Linked DNA regions of Homo sapiens: region 1 is linked to region 2. The links are chromatin loops, found by intact Hi-C in ENCODE. Cell type or tissue: K562. All regions are shown on one strand. Links, peaks and the distances in the headings refer to the core of each region. The heading gives the core; the rest is flanking DNA.

Region 1 (6,563 bases), core at 2,221-4,720, 260 kb before region 2:
ATTTGAGCTTCTTGGGAATAGTTACCCATCTTGATGTATTTGCTGAAGATCAGATGTAATTTTAAAAAAAATTTTTGGTAGAAAAATGTCTTTGGTATAAGTCAGGCCTATTATCTTGAGATTTATGCCTTTATTCTGGAAAATTGAAATTTTTATCTCATAAAAGAGGAAAATAATTTGAATGGAGTTAATAAAAATGAAAGGAGTAAAATTTCACTTAGAAATACAGTGAGGCATCCAAAATGAAGAAAAATCCCTTATTTGGCTTCTAGATCTAAAATGATATTCTAATCTATGCAGGTTGGTTCAAGAGCACTTTACCCCTGTTGGAGGCAGCCAGGTTAGCTTTATTGAATGTAAATCTCTGACTTCTCCCAAGATACCCATGAAAGCAACTAAATTCATTGGTTATTAGGCAGCAAGAGTAAGTTCAATTTTCTCTACACTTGTGACAATTAGAGGTTGGTTCTAGCCTGTCTAATGCTTAAGTTTCAAGGCTACCTGTATTTGAGAGCTGTTTTGGGGAGATAACCTTGTAACACATACATTTTAATGAGTACATTACTTTTACCACCTGCTGAAGTCGACTTGGAGTGACTACTGACCTGAAGTGAATGCCTGTGTTCAATATTAATATGGCATGTCTGGATCCAGACAGCAATCTTTCATTTTGACATGCACATAGTCAAAGTAAATTAATGTTTAAAACCCAAACACTTTAAGTTCAGCCAGTGTGTGCATTCCATAATAATCCTTCAGAAGCAGTTTACATAGAAATGCTGAGTGCTTTCTTATACTTTATTTATCATATGTATTGGGTCCACATTGCAGTACTTATAACGAGATTTATCCAGTGCTGTTTTTGTTCCTTGTTTTGTGGAGGCTAAAGAAGTTAATTTATTTCAGGATTTAGTCTCTGCATATTTTAAGCAAAATTATACTTAAAAATCTTCATGTGCCTGGCAAGATAGTAGTCTAATTTCAGTTATATTATTTTTAGATGGAAAAAAAAAATCAAGCTAATTGCATACTTTATTTCTGCTCAAATGATCACCAATTTTTGAAAGTATAGTAGTAGTTTAAAAAAAGAAAAAAACTAGGCCCAGATATAGTGTATGTTTGTGACTACATGTAACAAGGATATTGCTGATTTTCCTTTTCTCTCATACATACCATTTTCTAGTCTTGCTTTTATTGGTTAGAAAACATTCATGGCAGATGTAGTAATGGGGAAATTATATTAACATTTAAGTATTAAATTAGCTTGTAGCCAGAGTCTCCTTCTAATATGATGACATTTAGCAAGTTCAGGATTTTAAGGACCATGTTGCGCAACTCATTGTTACACATTTCCTGTTTGCCTTTTTTGAAAAAGTATCTGAGATCTGTTTTTTCAGATTGGAAATTTCCATTGTGGATTTCAATGTTGTTGTTGTCATTTTACCTTGCTGGTCAGTGTTTGTTATTTATGTATTAAGAATATGTAGTATAGTGACCATAATGAGAATAGTAGGTGATTGGAGTTGTATGCAAATGACAGTTTTCATAACACTTTTGCAGTTTAATTTCAACAAAAACCTCAAGTTATATTTATTAGCAAACATATTTCAGCTAAGGAGTTTTTTATGCTCCAAAAAGATGGCAGATGGAAATGAACCTAATATGTGTTCAAAGAAAGTATGCTGCATTTATTTCAAATTGTATCTGATACATCAGCATGATGATTTATATGTTGTCTTAGAATTAAAGTAGATGCCATACTTTTACTGTAAAAGTCAAAATTAGATTTCTTCTATATTTGACAGAATTTATTTTCTGTTCATAAATAAATATAGTATTTGGTTTAGGATGTAGAACATCAAATAACAACTGTTAGATTATGCTTAATATATTTATCATTTTCTGAATTTTGGATGTTCTTAACATCAGAAAAATATGTCCTTTACCCATACAGTGACTTTAGATTGGATTTGGAAGCATTGTACAGAGAAGACCTATTGTTCCTATTGAATAAGGATGCCGTACAGAGATGAGCTTTTTGACCCACTGCTCTTCCAGTAGTAATGGATTTGCACTAATTTGAGCAGAGTATGCCACTTGGTCCTGTTTTTCAGTTGTCCTGTGTGATGGCTGGCTAGCAAAATCAAACATCTGCATTTTGACTGTGGAAGGCAGTATAACTAGCTGGCTCATACTGGTTCAAATTTGCAACACTGATATGGTTAGTATTATGGTGTCACTACCTGAATTAAGTAGTTGTGGCTAAATTGTTTATATTATATGAACATATTCGTTATTATTCTGCATGGAGAATTTTTGTCCTCATGGATTGTTTCATAAAGTGTTTTATTAGCTTGGATTAATTGGAAAATAAGCTTTTTAATATGGACCTCTCCCCTAGTCAGAGACTTTGCAAATGATTTCTACAAAAATAAACTATAAAATAGATGATATAATGGGGCCTATTATTCCTGATTTGATTTTAATTTGCTTCCTTTTATAATTTTTCCACAATAAAACAGAGCCTCTCAGAAAGTAAAAGGATGTAATCCTAGCTCAGATGGTATAGGGTCCTTATGTCTTGAGCTATTATGATGGAAGGTACCCCTATACCTCCACTGATAGAAATATGATGGGCAGACATTTTCTTTGGTGAAAAGTAGTTCATAGTTTACTGTGATATCCACTCCTTGGACTTACTTTAGAGGACTGTTTACTGAGGGCAAAATATGTGCATGATTACATATAATCAAGGTTAATTTTTATCAAGGGTCACCATGTTTTTGCTATGGTCTGACAATCATGACCTACATTAAAAGAGCCCTGTGGGTCTGTCTGGTGTATTTTTGCTTGATGTCTGGGTAGTTTATTTCAGATGCTTGTCAGTTTCATTATATATTTTTGTTTGGGGCTCTTGCTGGATTTTCAGGTACACCATAAAAACAGTTCTCTTTGCAGTTAGATTGTCATGAAATAGCTTCTGTTTTATGGTATGAAAACACTCTTTAATCTTGAAGGGTGAGTAATTTTGGGAACATTTTCCATTTGGTGGTGTGTTATGTTCAAATGGTAGGTTATTTTGAAATAGGATAGACTTTGCAGCTAAGATTCCAGATTTAGTTCAGTTAATTCATTCTTTAGTGAGTTTTTCTTGGGAAAATATTTTGGAATTTTCATTTCAAATGCATCCTCCTCATTTAAGAAAAATCCAGATGAGTAGTTTATTTCACAATATAATAACTAAATAGGATTTATAAAGCAGAAATTTATAAATCCTTTCTTTTGCTGGGACAAAGGCAATGGTGAAAATTAAAAAAAAATAAAGTTAGGACATTTAGGTAACTCAAAGACAGAACTTAATGGCTGTTAAGATTGGAGTATTTGGTTTTGTAGTTTTTAAACCATATTTAATTTTGGCCATATCTATCTTATTTAGTAGTTTAAAGGATAAACAGTTCAAACAGTAAGAAAAAAGCAGTTTGTGTTTTGTCAGTTTTCAACTTTAGATATCAGTAAATCATTGCTGTAGCTTTCTTTATCTTTTGTTTGCACAAAAAACCTGTTAGAATTATGTCTGCGGGGACCATCTGCTGTGGTTCCCAGTCTTGTCAGTGTGATAAGGGATAAGCTGTATAAACAGGGGCACCACAAAAAAAAAAAAAAAAAAAAAGAAAGCAAACTGCTTTTAGAAGGGAAAAAGTATCCATTTAATTTTATAACATAGCCACAGAAATTCATATGATTTTTCTCATAATCTATCAGAATTGAGGTTGTAATATATTTTTTCAGAAACCACAGGTCCAAGTTATTTCTATGGTTTATCTTCACATTAATATTATATCTTTTTGATTACAGGGTTTCTATTTTGGAGGTCATAGCTTTTAAAAGTTCTTCGAAAATATTTCAGTATAGCACTTGACATTGCAATATTTTTCACATTGTCTGCTTAGTTTCTGGATCTTTTTTTCCCTAGCCATTAATTTTTCTTTCAGTTGAATCCTCAGAAATCATCCTTTTCCTGTTTCATTTGCAAGGAGGTCATGATGCTTCGTAAGGAACAAGGCAGTCATTTCCATGGCAACACACTCTATCAAAACATCACAAATCTGTCGTGCCCCTTACCTTTAAACTCTCAAATGCTAAGAGGAGGAGGTGTGTAAGGAGCAGCATTGTTCTTACAGCATAACTATACGATCACAAGGAGAGGGAAGTCAATTAATTGACTCAAAAGTACCTTAAGTTGACTTAGCTATAGACATATATATGTAAGGAATTTATCTTTTATATTGTATTAAACAGTGTTTTGAGGATGGAAAAATGAACATTCCAAAACTCTGATTTAAAGATCTTATTTAGTGTCTGTGAGAACTGTAAAAGAAGAATAAATAGCTGAGTTATGTCATACATGTAAACATGTTACACAGTTACTCCAGTCATGAGAAGTCTACCTTTGCCTGGAGGCCCCAGCACATGTCTCTGTCAGTCATTTTGGCTTAAGCTAGGATATTTTCAGCATGATAGTGACACCTATCTTTTAAACAAGTTCCAGAATTTTGTCAATTTTCTTTTTCTTTTTAACCATTAAGAGGAGGTGTTAGCAAGATGGCGTGACTCCTGGATATGGAATAGGAGAACAATTGGTGTTTCATCATTACTGAAAATTTTATGCTCTTTGAAATCAGGTATGAAGTATAATAAAAATCAACAGTTTTATGAGATTTTGTGGTAAAGCAATTCTTATTTTATTAACTTCAAGTCTTCTGCATTTTCAGCATTTCATTTTATTCTGTAGCATTTTTACTCCTGGGTAATGCATTTATTTGTGTGACCTGTGAAGATGGTAAATTTTGCAATGCTTAGCGCCTTCTGTTTCCCCATGTTCCTTGTAGCAAACTCTATGCTAGTCCTTATCATAGAACCTACCTATTGTACTTTAGGAGTCAGCTCACAGGACTGACACCTCCCACTTGACTGTAGCCACCTTGGAGGCAGGAGCTTGCTTTTCTCTGTGTGTGGCGTGGAGCAGGTGTTCAATAATGTTTGTTGAGAGAACAGTGGTCAGAATGAATGGAATTAGTTGTTTGTGATAATGTTTATTTTCTCTATATGGCACAGGTATATATATATTTTAATTTTTTACTGTGTATGTCTAAAATGAGGTTGAAATATGTTCTCCATACCCATTTTGTATTTAACAATTTTTTTGTAGTGTATTTTGAAATCTTGGTAGGCTATTTCCTTTTGCCTTTTCAGGCCTCCATACACTCCTATTACAAGAGGACTTCTGTCTCTGTTCCACATTTCCCTTCGTTGTTGGCGACCTAACCTTGGTGACCGCAAGCGATCGGTTGTGAGAGAAAGAGCTGTAAGTGGGGAAGGCTTTCCGAGTCTATAGGTACTACCTGGTGGCAGTATTAACACATTTTATTATGAACTATTTGACAGAGAAAAGGATTAAGAGAATAAGGACCAGTTATATATCACCTACTCAGATTTAGAAATGAAACATTACTGATATAGCTGCAGCCCTCCATGTAGGGGGCGGGGGTTAGGTGGGAGTATATTTTTCATTTTCACTTTGTACCTTTTTGCTCTACAAAAGCTTCAGACTTCAAAAGAAATCTTTCCTTGCTCTGTGCTTTCATAGTACTACCCCAGGCCTAAGTGTATTATTGAACCTGCCAGTGTATTATAACCATCTGTTCAGATGTCTGTCACCTCTACCAGGCTGTACTTCATCTTTGTATTTTCAGTACCGTACATAATAGCTAGAATGGAATAGGTGCTCAGTAAGTGCTTGTTGTGTGAATGACTGAATGAATGAATAGGTACAATTCTTTTCTCAAAATACCATGTTAATGTAGGATTCTGTTTAGCAAAACTATTTCCTTGTCTAGCCCATAGTTACAGGGCCTTGGTGCTCTGATTTGAACAAATTGAATTAAACATAAAATCCTGTAGAACAGATGCATTTACAAGTCTCTGCTCACACAGCTGCTGGTCTATTTAATAAAAACATTGCTGTTTTGATTGGGTATTCATAGCCTTTCTTTTTGTTAACTCTATTAGTATCATGGTATAAGCAGACTACAGTCTAGGGAAGATGAGTGGAAGAATGAGCCAGTGATCAGAACTCAGAGAGACAATAGGAGATGGATGTCAAGAAGATGGATGGGGAAAATGTTTTAGTCTTAGGTGTAGTTACAATAAAAAGAACAAATACATGTATTTGTCTTCCCTGGACTATATGTCATAAATCTCTGACTCCATATTTCTTATGCAGTTATTGTAACCTTCCTTCCCCTAAACCACCTAAGTATGTATAACATTCCTACTCTAAATTACAAAAAATCGATACTGATGCATTTGCTTTTTAAATTTTTAAAAATTCAGGTATAATTTATATCCAATAAAATGCATAGATCTTAAGCATTCAGTTGAGTGAATTTTTTTTCCCATTTATGCACCTATGTAAACACTACCCCAAACAAGGTAGGGGATATTTCCATCACCCCAGAAAAATTTTTCCTACCTCTCTCCCATCAACCCTCCTTTTCCCTTCC
Region 2 (6,563 bases), core at 2,605-5,104:
GGCTGTTGTAAAAGGGACCCATGGGTTTCTGCTCCCTCAAGCCTCCTTTTTACTCCCTCCTATGTAGATGAAAAAGGAAAGCAGGAGTGTACCTCCTATGAATAGCCCACACCTGCACTTTTCGATAGTGACTCGGTAGAGTAACTATTTCATTCACTTGGACATGACCTCAAGATTTAGCAGTGGGAAAAGAAAAGCATCGAAGTAAATCAAACTGACGATTATGTTACAAAGGCTATCTGATTTGCTGAGTTCCAGCCATCATATTACCAAAAATATAATGTTTGCATATTATACAAACATTTTCATTTTTAAAAAAGCAGCACCGTCACTAAGTTAGTTATATATAAAAATTCAGCGTAAGTTGCAGTTATTCTGTAGCATATTCAGTGGCATTACAGTTGAAAAGAATAGAATCTGGGAATCCAGGTCTTTCTTATGATTCACTTTTGTCTCTGTCATAGGTTGGCTTTTTAGGGTTATACTCCATGAATATCACCACCTCTTGGGATGGAAGTTCTCAGCTGGCACATTCCTTGCTCATCTCTGAAATACTGTTCTTTAATGTTCTTATTTAAGTTCTTAAATTGACGTATTTCCTCTGTTGAGATGCATTTTTTCCCTTTTCCATCCAAATGTTTCTGAAAACAGCACAATTCTTTATAAAGGAATATACATTCCTTTAAATACATCTTGTATTTAATGGGGGTAGTTTTTATCATTCCCTTCTCCTGTTCCAATAAAGAAAAGAGCTCTCACTGAATTGATAGGGATTCTATCCATCAGTCAAGGAAAAGAGGTGTAATGTGTATGTAGGAGAAGAGGCACTAAACCACTGTGCAGCTGAGGTCCGCGTGGGAAAGGTTTCTTCTCATGGATATTTGGGTAGTCGCCTTGATAGCCAGTGGACTGTGTGCTAAGGCCCTACCAGTTCCCTCATTTTCTCTCTCTGGTAAATGCTACTTTGTCCTGGCCCTGCGTTAGGTAGTAATCTCCAAGTCAAAGATGGGCAGTTGAATTTTACTGAAATTATTACAATGTTGATTAAAATTGTTAGCTCTCGAATTTGGAGAATTTGTTGAAGTTAAAATGGTGGGTAATTACATAAATGCTTAGGCACTACTTTTTCATTTCACTTTAAAACATGTCATCTCTCTTCCTTATGTGATTGCTCACACCATTATTTGACCCAAACAATTTAAGTTTTTTCCCACACAGGTTAGAAATTTAAGTTTTATCTGAATTTAGCTTTCTAGTTTCAATGCCCTTGAAATATAAGATTTTTTTTTTCTTTCCCAGGATGTTTTGACTCATGTTAGAACAATACCTTTTATCCCAGGCGCCAAAATATGGTACCTGTTACATGTTATAGAATTAGCCTCAACCACTGTTTCCTGTGAGATTTCACCTCAGCAGACGTCAGCCTCCATAACCACTGAGAGAACAAAAACAATAGTTTTGTTCACTAATACTCCTTTGCTTTTAGAGTATATTTTATGGTCCATTATTCAGGTTTTTTGGTTGGTATATTTTGCCTGTGGCTTAGTCAGATTTTCAGATTAACCCTTAGGTAAGTCTTTGCTAGAGACCACTTTCCCATAAGTTGACCTTTAGAATATCTGAAAGTACAGATTTAGTTTTGCTTAGTTTAACAGCAGACGAGTGTTAACTATTAATCTGCAGAAATAAATATTTCTAATACTAGCATAAATTTGGCTTCACTTCAGCATATAATAATAATAATAATAATACTTTTTATAAATATATATATGCCTTGTTTTCATTCCTGCAAATTCTAATTCAGTAAATCTGATAAGGGGGCCAGGTATGTGTACCTAAAAAGAAAAAACAAAAACAACCTACAACCCCAAAACCAAACAAACCAGACATAGAGAACAGTTAGGGGTGGAGCTGGGAAGAAATTGTGTGTGTGTGTGTGTGTGTGTGTGTGTGTGTGTGTGTGTGTGTATACTTCTATGTATATGATTTTTATATATGTATACATCTACTTGTATATATGTATACATCTACTTTTATATATGTATACATCCATTTTTATAGATGTATACATCTACTTTACATAATTTTAAAACAGTATTTGTTACTGCTTTTTAAACTTTATGGTATATTAGGAATATATCTTACATGGCAGAATTATATTCTTAAAGGATAAATTATATGTCTATTTATATGTATAATGTATACATATATTATGTAAATAAAATCTCCTACTATGGTAGGAAGTGTATAGTTGTGTTCACAGTTCCTGTTTCGTTTTCAGCTTGGACATTCGTAAGTTAGCTCAAGTCTGTAGCACAGTGTCACTTTGTCTGGGTCTCAGCTTGAATGGCCAACCAGGTGTCTATGTCACAAACATTATTTGACAATTACAGCTGTCTCTACTGCTGTCTTTGGAAAGTATAGATAATATCTTAGCCTTAATTTTTGTCTGCTGTCATTGCTTTATAAAACTAAAAATAACAACGAAGGTGGAACAAAAGAAAATTTTCGGAAAAGTATGTACTTTATGGTTGACGGAATTTCATTATCTTTTACCATGCTATTTTAGTAAACACATTTAGAAAACAGTTGTTGCTATTAAGGGTGTGGGACTTTGTCTCCCAGGGAGTAAGCTGCTAGCTACAAATAGAACACATTGAAAATCCAACTGGAGAGGCCCGGGTGCAGTGGTTCACGCCTGTAATCCCAGCACTTTGGAAGGCTGAGGTGGGCAGATCAGCTGAGGTCAGGAGATCGAGACCATCCTGGCTAACACGGTGAAACCCCGTCTCTATTAAAAATACAAAAAAATTAGCCAGGTGTGGTGGCGGGTGCCTGTAGTCCCAGCTACTTGGGAGGCTGAGGCAGGAGAATGGTGTGAACCTGGGAGGCGGAGCTTGCAGTGAGCCCAGATCACACCACTGCACACCAGCCTGGGAGACAGAGCGAGACTCCATCTCAAAAAAAAAAAAAAAATTCTAACTGGAATGATCACTGCTACTTATTAATTATATTTATTCTACATATTGTGTGTCAATTGACATATTAGCTGATTCAAACCAATATTCAGTTAAAAGAGGCCATTTTCTTGCTTTTTTTTTCCCCCTGTACATCTTTAATTCTAAAGATCAATATAGAAATGTAAGGAAAACTTAGGAAGATGTTAAAGAATCACCTACAGCAACAGTTTCTGTAGAACTCGATGGATTTTTTTGCTGGCCTGTGATAAAATGAGAAATATAAGGAAAATATAATGAGATTTTTATGAAGCTACATTTGTGAGCCTTCATTATGACATTCCTCCTGTTTTGTTGTTTAAAATGTGCTATTTTTTGAAAAACAGTAATGATAGTACAAGATAGTTTAACTTTTTTTGTCCTATCTTGGCAAAATAACAAATCGGTAGCCTATTTGATGTCCAGTTATGTGTGTGTGCATTTTAAGTGTGTTGCTCTGTGACATCCCAGCATCGGAAACTACTGATAGAAACTGGAAAAATAGTTACTATTGAAAATGGATGGTCTTTGATAGACTATCAGGCCCTTTATTTCTCTTGTTGCATAGTCTGCTTGGAATGGTGTACAGATTGTAGTGTGTTTATACCCTGTGTAGGGTCCCTTGTCTTACAGCTCTCGTCTCCAAGCTTTACTTTCCTGTTCCCAGCTTCCTGACCTCTAAGACAAGATTGTTGATCCTTTGTCTGGCAAGATCTGCATTATTGCTCTGTACCTTCTCGATTCCTGACTTCCATTTCCCTGCTTCATTGTATTTTACTGGATACCTTTCTGCCTAGCACTCCTCCTAGCTGTGTAGCCCAGTATTGGCTTGTCAACTGGTCTGTCCATTATGAAATCACCAAGAGATTTGTGTATTTATTGTTATTCTAATAGTATACAAGTCACTGTGTTAAATGCTATAGCAGATAGTAAATAAGGAAGATAATACCTGTTCCTTAAGAATATTGAGATAAGCATGCAACTAATCATGTATTCTTACACAGAATAAGTCAGTGTTTCTTAAGAGAAGTACAGAGTACAATTGGTGATAAAGGAAATTCAAATGCAATTGGAAGGATCTTTGACTTGGCTGGCTGTATAACTTTGAGCAAGTTTCTTGATCTTTTTGAGCCTCAGTTTCCTCTACGGAAGAATAATAATGCTTATATCAAGATTGCTGTGAGGGTAAATGAAACAATTAATGTAAAATGCATAACTGAGTTTCTGGCAAGCATTTGGCAGCTGTCTTTTACTATCACTGGCCACTTCTCCCCTCAAACTATTTTAAAGATTGTGATGATTTTTTACAGGGATTGAGAGGTGATAAGTATAATTCTTTCAAGTAAAGTGAATAACAAAAAAAGGTACAGAGTTAAAATATGCTGGAACAACATTTTGGAGCAAAGGATGTAGCTGATGGGAATAGAGTAAGAGCAAATACAGCTGCAATTGTGTTTCAATTTAGTACACATATTTTAATGCAGGGGAAACTAACTCCGAAAGTTCACAATTGAAGATAGAGACAGGAGAGACGATTGAGTCAGTCACCCAAGTGGAGGGATTTCATTTTAGGCAAGAGGAGTTTTGGGCACAGGAAGCTTAAAGAAGGTAGGGTTTTGGAAGTATATTCAGCTAATTTTTCAACTATGTCATTTTTCCATTGCTTGTTGAGAATTTTGATCTTGACAAACAGGTATTATGTTATCATTTGAAGATCTTATCAGATTCTGTTGGTATGAGTATCTCCTGTATTCGTTTGAAAGATCAAAAAGTAATTTTCCTGGAAAAACAGTTAAACCAAGATGAGGGCTCACAGTAGGCTATATTTAACAATGAAGTCTGGCACAGCCTACATTGTGTGAACTTTTGGTTTCTTGGGTTTTTGTTTTTTCTTCACTTGATGGTGTTTCAGTTTGGAAGAATGTGGCTAGACCACAGTATGGCTTTTCCAAGATTTAGTTCTTGTTAAGGGCTTATTATTTTGTAACATTGGTTTTTTGTTTTTGTGGAGACAAGGTCTCACTATGTTGCTCAGGCTGGTCTCGAATTCCTGAGCTCAAGCAACCCTCTTGCCTCAGCCTCCCAAAGTGCTAGGATCACAGGCGTGAGCCACCATGCCTGGCCATTTTGTAACATTTGAAGCTTTGAGAAAGATCATACTCTATCAATTTATGAAAAACAAATCATGATTAAATTATGTGAGTGGAATGGAAAGTGGAGGCTGTGAGTATTAATGCTTGAGTCCAAATGGTTTTTGCATATTCAGGTTATCTTTGACCTGAAGCAGAGAAAACCAGAAGACTGTGTCACATTAGTCACCTTTTTTCCCCCATTAAAAAAAGATACCAGTATGAGTGACTTTTTAAGAGTATAACTCTGATTTTTAAATTATTTCAGAACTTGTAATATCTAAAGATGCTCTTTACAAAAAAAGAATAGGTATGTTAAAACTTTTAGTTTTCACTTGCTTTATGTGGTTTGGATATTAAGTTGACCATTATGTGTTTACACCCTTTGAAGTATTTTAATTTGTGAAAATTCATTGTTATTTCATTTGTTTAGTCTATGTAATTTAAAAATATTCTACCATAGGTGTTTCTTAAGACTTCAGGGTTGAACTGGGCGTGATGGCTCACGCCTGTCATCCCAACCCTTTGGGAGGCTGAGACAGGAGGATAACTTGAGGGACCCAGCCTGGGTAACATAGTGAGACCCTGTCTTTACAAAAAAAACCTTTTTTACAAAAATAAAAATAATAAAAAATAAAACTCTCCTGGGTTATACTGCCAGATTAAATACTTAAGCTCTCTCTGCTTTTGAGGGTTTTAGTCATTCTTGGTCTCTGGCCATGTAACAACCTGTGCAAAGATTAGTAGGTATTGTGTGCTAGCTTTATCCTTGCATCAGGACAGTCTAGGCCTATTTGGATTTTGCATCTTCCTTGTAGTTCAACAGCCATCTCATTTTGGTTTTGGCTTTCTGCAGTCAACCTTCAAAGATCTTTTGTTTTCTGACAGTTGAAGAAACTGGCTCAGTGTTCTTTCTCCTAGACAATTATTTAATTGTTTACAGATAACTGAAACTATCTTCTAAAGGTTTCTATTGTGAATTTCTTTATTTTATAGGAAGCTTCTTATGTTGAAATGATTGGTCAACATAATTCTTGGTGATTAGAAAAACTGTTTTTCAACCAAATAGCATCAAAATGCTTATTCTTTCTTTTCTGATTTTACACTGCATGGCTTTTTTCTGTGTATTATAACAAATCTCTTCTTTTTAAAGCTAAGACAATAGCAAATTAGATGCTTGAGTTGGTACTGTTATAGCAAGTTTAAAGAAACGTACTCTTGTACCCTATAAATATATACACTTACTATGTACCCACAAAAATTAAAAATAAACATACAAGCAGTCAAAAAAATGTGCTCTTAAGAAATTTTTACTTTCTTAAGATAATATACAGTATTATTTTGATAACTGTGGATAGGATGAACCCGTCTTATACAATAAAGAGTTTAGAACTTCAAAACTATCATGTTGGCTGGGTGTGGTGGCTCACGCCTGTAA

The links. Hi-C counts contacts between places; a loop is a spot of excess contacts. Peaks named below come from ENCODE experiments on the same cell type or tissue, not always from the same donor. Only the 100,000 strongest peaks of a DNase experiment are listed, where the experiment ranks them.
Region 1: a loop joins it to region 2, with 2.7 times the contacts of the local background. A loop is called at or near these places in 1 of 110 quality-filtered maps.

Annotation. Positions count from the first base shown.
Region 1 is chr6:20,571,793-20,578,355 of GRCh38, forward strand. All of the region lies in intron 4 of CDKAL1 (CDKAL1 threonylcarbamoyladenosine tRNA methylthiotransferase), which reads left to right. It overlaps LOC124901273 (a long non-coding RNA gene), which reads left to right and starts at 2,012. Exons shown (of 2, transcript XR_007059491.1): 1 at 2,012-2,221; 2 at 4,587-4,718. In K562, for the core only: no CTCF peak of the experiment used is centred there; a DNase peak (open chromatin) is centred at 3,599.
Region 2 is chr6:20,836,015-20,842,577 of GRCh38, forward strand. All of the region lies in intron 8 of CDKAL1 (CDKAL1 threonylcarbamoyladenosine tRNA methylthiotransferase), which reads left to right. Among named protein-coding and RNA genes, the nearest start is that of CDKAL1, 300 kb to the left of the region's middle. In K562, for the core only: a CTCF peak has its summit at 3,795; no DNase peak of the experiment used is centred there.